2 separate regions of the Homo sapiens genome follow, and region 1 is linked to region 2. Evidence: read pairs that join two places in POLR2A ChIA-PET (ENCODE). Cell type or tissue: B cell. All regions are shown on one strand. Links, peaks and the distances in the headings refer to the core of each region. The heading gives the core; the rest is flanking DNA.

The links. Peaks named below come from ENCODE experiments on the same cell type or tissue, not always from the same donor. Only the 100,000 strongest peaks of a DNase experiment are listed, where the experiment ranks them.
Region 1: POLR2A ChIA-PET joins it to region 2 with 5 read pairs; 2 of 35 experiments call an interaction of 5 or more read pairs at or near these places.

What each region holds. Positions count from the first base shown.
Region 1 is chr13:43,071,587-43,074,508 of GRCh38, forward strand. The region is part of intron 3 of DNAJC15 (DnaJ heat shock protein family (Hsp40) member C15); the gene reads left to right. Among named protein-coding and RNA genes, the nearest start is that of LINC00400, 40 kb to the right of the region's middle. In B cell, for the core only: no CTCF peak of the experiment used is centred there; no DNase peak of the experiment used is centred there; H3K27ac peaks cover 240 bases.
Region 2 is chr13:43,125,771-43,128,692 of GRCh38, forward strand. The region is part of intron 1 of LINC00400 (long intergenic non-protein coding RNA 400); the gene reads left to right. Among named protein-coding and RNA genes, the nearest start is that of LINC00400, 14 kb to the left of the region's middle. In B cell, for the core only: no CTCF peak of the experiment used is centred there; no DNase peak of the experiment used is centred there; H3K27me3 peaks cover 367 bases.

The DNA.
Region 1 (2,922 bases), core at 306-2,805, 54 kb before region 2:
GGTACTAATGAATCCCAGTGTCACACCTCATAAACACAGTATACACAGTGTTTTGATTTTGTAAATATTATTAATTATTGAACCAAATAGGGTTACTAAAAAGACAGGAACTGTAATTGTGGGTCACTAAATCTCTGTCATTCAAAAAAGATTGTCCAAGGCTCAAGTTTCAACGGGGGGTCTCTTTTCCTTGTTTCTTTAAACTTTATTTGCTTTCTCTAAGCTTTAACATGTTGTTTTTCAATCTTATCTCTTTTTCATACTTTTTTTTCATCTTGCTGAAATAGTGCCTTGGATAAGTCTTTTATATGGAATGCATGGATGGTAAATGTATTTTCTGCTTTGTTAAACAGTTTGTTTCTTTTGTTCTCACTGTTAATTATCAGCTGCTAGCTCCTTGAAATCTGGTGAAGCCAACATTAGAGAAGTATAGAAATCTCTGCTGAGACTAAGCCTTAGTGCCTGAACTCCCGCATTCCTGCATACTCACAGCTAGATTTTTTGGTGGTCTTATTATTCTTATTCCATTGTAGACAACCTATTGTTTTGGTTTTCTTTTGTTGTTTGGGTTTTGGGGTTTTACATTTTGGTGGTGGTGGCTTTTATTTTTAGCTCTGAAAGTTTGTAGGATTTTCTCTTTCTTACTGATGTTCTGGAATTTCACAAGAATTCTTAGTGAGCCCTAACTTATTTGAAAATGGTCTTTAGTTCTGTAAGATTTTCTTACAGTTTTTTCTTTTATTATTTCTTCCTTTCATTGTCTCTCTTTTCTGCTTCTGGAACTCTGAACAGAGAGATGAGAAAGATGTTGGACCTGATAAAAAGATGTCTGTCCTCTATGTCTCTTACCATTTTATCTCTTATTTTCCATCTCCTTATCTTTCTTTGCTCTTCATTCTACAGTATTTTCACAGCTTATTTTCCAGATCACCAGGTTGGCCTTTAGCAATGTCTATTCTGTTTTTCATCTATCCACCGAATTCTTCACATCAGCATTTTTTTTTTTTTTTTGGAGACAGAGCCTAGTAGTGCGGTTGCGCAATCTCGGCTCACTGCAACTTCTGCCTCCTGAGTTTAAGTGATTTTCCTACCTCAGCTTCCTAAGTAGTTGGGATTGCAGGCACTCGTCACTATTCCCAGCTAATTTTTGTATTTTTAGTGGAGATGGAGTTTCACCATGTTGGCCAGGCTGGTCTTGAGCTTCTGACCTCAAGTGATCCACCCACCTCAACCTCCCAAATTGCTGGGATTATAGGCGTGAGCCACTGCGCCCGGCCAACGTTAGTAATTTTCTAACTTCCAAGGATTCTTTCTTGTTTCTTTTTTCTGGCAACCCATTTTTTAATTAATGTGGTATCCTTTTGAATATTTCTAAAGCCATTAATTAGCATTTGGCCAAATTCTCTTCTGCTTCCTAATTTATCTCCTTTTCCTAAAGTCAGTTGTTATGTGTTCATATTGGTTCTTTTTTTCCCCTCCATGATAATTGGGTTTGCTCAAATGTCCAGTGATCCTTGGTTGTTGATTCATATTTATGATGACTAAATTGACTAATAGAAGTAATGTTCTTGACTTTTCTTCAGCAGTTTGGTAGGGTTGCTTCAACAGCTTAATTGAATGACAGTGTTGACAGTGGGCTGTAAATAACATAGGTGGGTTTGTTAACAGGCATGTCTTTCAGAGCAAGGAGACTAGAAGGCAGCATTGGTACCTGGAGAGTCCAGGAGAGGTTGAGCACCGTGTATATTTTACTCCTTGGCATAGCTTCTCACCTCCCTAGGCTTCTGGGTTCTGAAATGGGATCTGCTGGTATGCCTCTTTGGTTCTCTTAGTACCTACCACCCAAAATAAGATGCGTATCAGAAAAAGAGGCATATGGTTCTCTTTCTCAGCCTGAGGGCATGACAGGTACCTGGCCTCTTATGCTCTATATGAGTAGAGTAGGAATGATCTGTTTATATTGTTCTGGTTTAATAAGTTTCGCTGATTTTTTTATTGTTGTTGACTCTGAATTTAGTGTTCTTGTTTTCCTGAAAAGGGTTTCTTTTTTTCTCTGATGTTTGAAGCTGCTGGGATTTTTCTGTACATGCAAATTTTACCTAGGATTTCTTTAAACTTTCTGGTTTGCTATTTATCCCATTTCTTGTTTTCTAGGCCTATTAAGGGTGTTTTAAAATTTACAGTGTCTTTACTCATTTCAAAGGCACTTCGGAAAGCAAAAGATCTTTATGATTCAGTCTGCTCTTTTGAACAAGTGCCCTTTTGCTTGTTTTTTTGTTTTTTTTTTAAATTAATGTATTAATGTATATTATTGACTCAGCCAATGTCTAATTACCCTTAAATTTTTTTCTGGGGGAGAAAACCCATCCTTCTTCTTTTTTTTTTGAGGCTTTGAATTTTCTATTTGTGAATCTGTCCTTTTATTTGAATATAATTTTTTAAATTGCATTTATTTTGTTTTATGATCAAGTGAAATTTATGGAAAAATATACTAATTAAATCATCCTTTGTTAGCTTTAAATCAAATAGATTATTGTACATAATAAAGTTTATAGTTTATGATAAATGTATTCTTTTAAAACTATGGGATGATCCAGTTCTTCTCTAGTTGTCTGGAGGACTTTTGTGTTTCAGGCTATTGAGTGAATGAATTAGCTAATGAATACTTTGGTTTAACTTAGCAAAGGAGACACAAAATAATCTAACATGGCACTATAGCATTTATTGCTAATTTTAGAAGGAAAATGATTTTGATTTCTGTCATTTATATATACAATATTTTATGAATGGGATAGTACAAAATAATCATTTGTAAGGTCCAGGATGTGTTTCTGTTTTCAGAAAAAAAGGACCATTTACTCCATCTATTTGATGGTATACTTGTTCCTTACAGTAATCTCATTTTTTGGATCTAAACATTTT
Region 2 (2,922 bases), core at 161-2,660:
TAACTATTATTTTATAGCACAACAGGGTGACTATAGTCAATAATAACTTAATTGTACATTTTAAGATAACTCCAGGAGCGTAATTGGATTGTTTGTAACTCAAAGGATAAATGCTTGAGGGGATGGATACCCCATTCTCCATGATGTGCTTATTTCACATTGCATGCCTGTATCCAAACATCTCATGTACCCCATAAATATGTACACCTACTATGTACCCACAAAAATTAAAATATAATGAAACAATAAAAACATTAAATTAAATTAGTTAAAATTAAATAGAATTAAAGATCTGTTTCCACAGGCACATCAACCACTTACGGAGTGCTCAGCAGCCACATGCACCTACAGACTACCATTATGTACAAGACACATAGAGAACATGTCCAGCATCGCACAAGGTTCCATTGCACGGTGATGGCCTAGAACCTTGACATTCCAGGCTGAGTGGCAGGATTTCTGCCTTTTTGAGTCACACCTATTGCTTCTGGTGGCTGACGAGGCTGGGAGTTCCCAAGCAATGAGGCAGCAGTTCCGCCCTCCTCCATCCTGGTGGTCTGAAATCCACACCAGCTACCAGGACCACAGAGCACTGGGCCAAGGCTCTGGGAACCCTCTTTTCCCTGCTGCATCTTCGTCTATGTCCCTTTTGCTACTTCTTGTTGGCTGCTTCAGGGGGAGACAAAAGTAAAGACAACCTTGGGTCAAGTTCTCACCATCATTCTCATTATCCTGGAACCTGGACCAGGCTCTGCAGCCTGGGCTGGTGCAGAGGCCATCTCAGGTATGCAAATGAGTGTGTTATGCAAATGAGTGCTTCCTACAAATAAATGCTTTATGCAAATGAGTTTTTGCATTCTCTATCTCTCACACTGGGCTGAGCAGGGACTTTGTACTTACCCCAGGACCTGGCACAGGGCTTGACACATCAAAGTACTCAGGAAACATTCACTGGGTACACGTGGATGTAACACAGATCCCGAGGGACCTGACGCACGACAATAATTTCCATGCAGAGTGTCTTCCTTTCAGTCCAAGGCAAGGGGGGTGACACAGTAATAATGATGATAATGAGAGTGATGATATGTATATGAAAAAATGAAAGTATAGAGTATGAGTTTATTATAAAAGTGTAAAGAAATTGGTTACATGTGTAAGGAAATGTGGAGTTATGGGCATATTTTTCTTTTCAAATTCCTTCAACATTGTTATTACCCATATCAGAGTAGTTAAGAATATGCTCAGACAGACATGGTCCCCCTTTGTGAAATGGGAGCTGTTACCTCATTTGGCTATGTAAGGACTAAATGAGATAATGCATGAAAAAATTCAGCACTGCCTTTGGCATATAATAAGTGCTAAGTACAAGGGAGCAATTATTGTTATTTTTGCCTAGAAATTCGTGTGATAACAATAGAGCGGAGCGGGACTCTTGGCGTCCCTGTCATTTTGTGGCTGTTGCTTCCCTCCCCACTGGAGTGGATGGAAAGCTCTGGGCCTGGGTGTGATTTCTGTCCTGACAGCCCAGCCCTCTGCCCACAGGGCAACTGGGCCAAGTCCCCACTGCGTGCTCCCAGCAAGAGGGCACTGCCAAACTTCTCATACCTTTTTATGCTTCTCGGTCTAAGCCATGGGGGTTTGGAGGGATTTTTTTTTTTTTTTAATTTGAGATCTGTCATCCTTGCAAATGAGTTTGCCCTTTGCAGCAAATCCACACAAAACAGGGACAATCTCCAGTTTTCTTTCTGTTGCCTTTTCTCCTCCCTTCTGTTCGAGTCCTGCAGCTACTAATGAGGGCCTCTGTCAGCTCCCTGGGAGGGCAGGAAGAGCTGCCTTCGCCCTCCTCCCTCTCCCTCTGTCTCTCTCTCTCGCAAACACACACACACAGACTCAGGAGAGCTGCCCTTCTCATCTGGTCCTCCTTTTCCTCCTTTCCCCCAGCTTCTGCCCTTTATCTTGCTGTTTTCACACTTCCTTCCTCCATCTCTCCTGTGACTCTTTTTCTCTGAATCTCATCTTCTCTTCTATTTCCTCTCGCATAATAAGTGTGATATAAGTATTTGCTATGATTATGATGTCTCCCCCATCTCTTTCTCTCTTTCCCTCTCTCTCTTCCTGTGTCTATCTTTGTAATCTTTCTGTCTCTCTTGGTAACTGGCTATTTCTGTCTCTCACTGGCTCTGTCTATCTCCCTCTCTGTATGTATTTCTCTGTCGTCATCTTTCTGTGTGCATCTATTTCTGTCCCTCTCCTCTGCCTCGTCTGTGGCTCTCTGGCTGGCTCTTCATGTCCCTTAAATCTTCTAAGCCCCTCTGAGGGCTGTGGTCTGAGCACAGGAAGTAATAAGGAGGAGTATGCCCCACCCTGACCCCAGCCACCCCAAATCCTCACCACAGTGCCTGAGAAGTGGATCCGCTCCCTCTTGGCCCAAGATAAAAATGCATCTCTCTTCTTACAGCCTCTTCCTACAGAGAAAATACTGTTCATGGGGTCCTGCCTGGAAAAACTTCTGGTTGAGGAAGTCATTTTGCGATGCTTGCAAAACAAACTTTCAGAAACCAAATTTCTTGAAACAAAATCTTTGTGGCTGTTTAACTGATTTAGTCTACTGGTAGGCACACAGAATAACTAAGACTAACACGTTTATAGTTAAAGCATTGCACTTTATCTTCACCCTTTCATAATCTACTTTTTGCTACTTCAGCCCACTCTTCTTGTTTCTCAGCATAACCTTTTTGTAGTAGGAGAGGTGCCATTATTATTATCTCCATTTTTAAAAGTGGGAACCGATACTCATAAAGATGCGATGATTTGCTCCCTGTCACGGAGTTATTTTCAGTGCCGCAGGGCGCAGAACGCTTATTCCCTAGGGACCATGAGCCCCTCTCGCGCCCCTCCATGCCCCTGTCAGCTCTAGGGCTC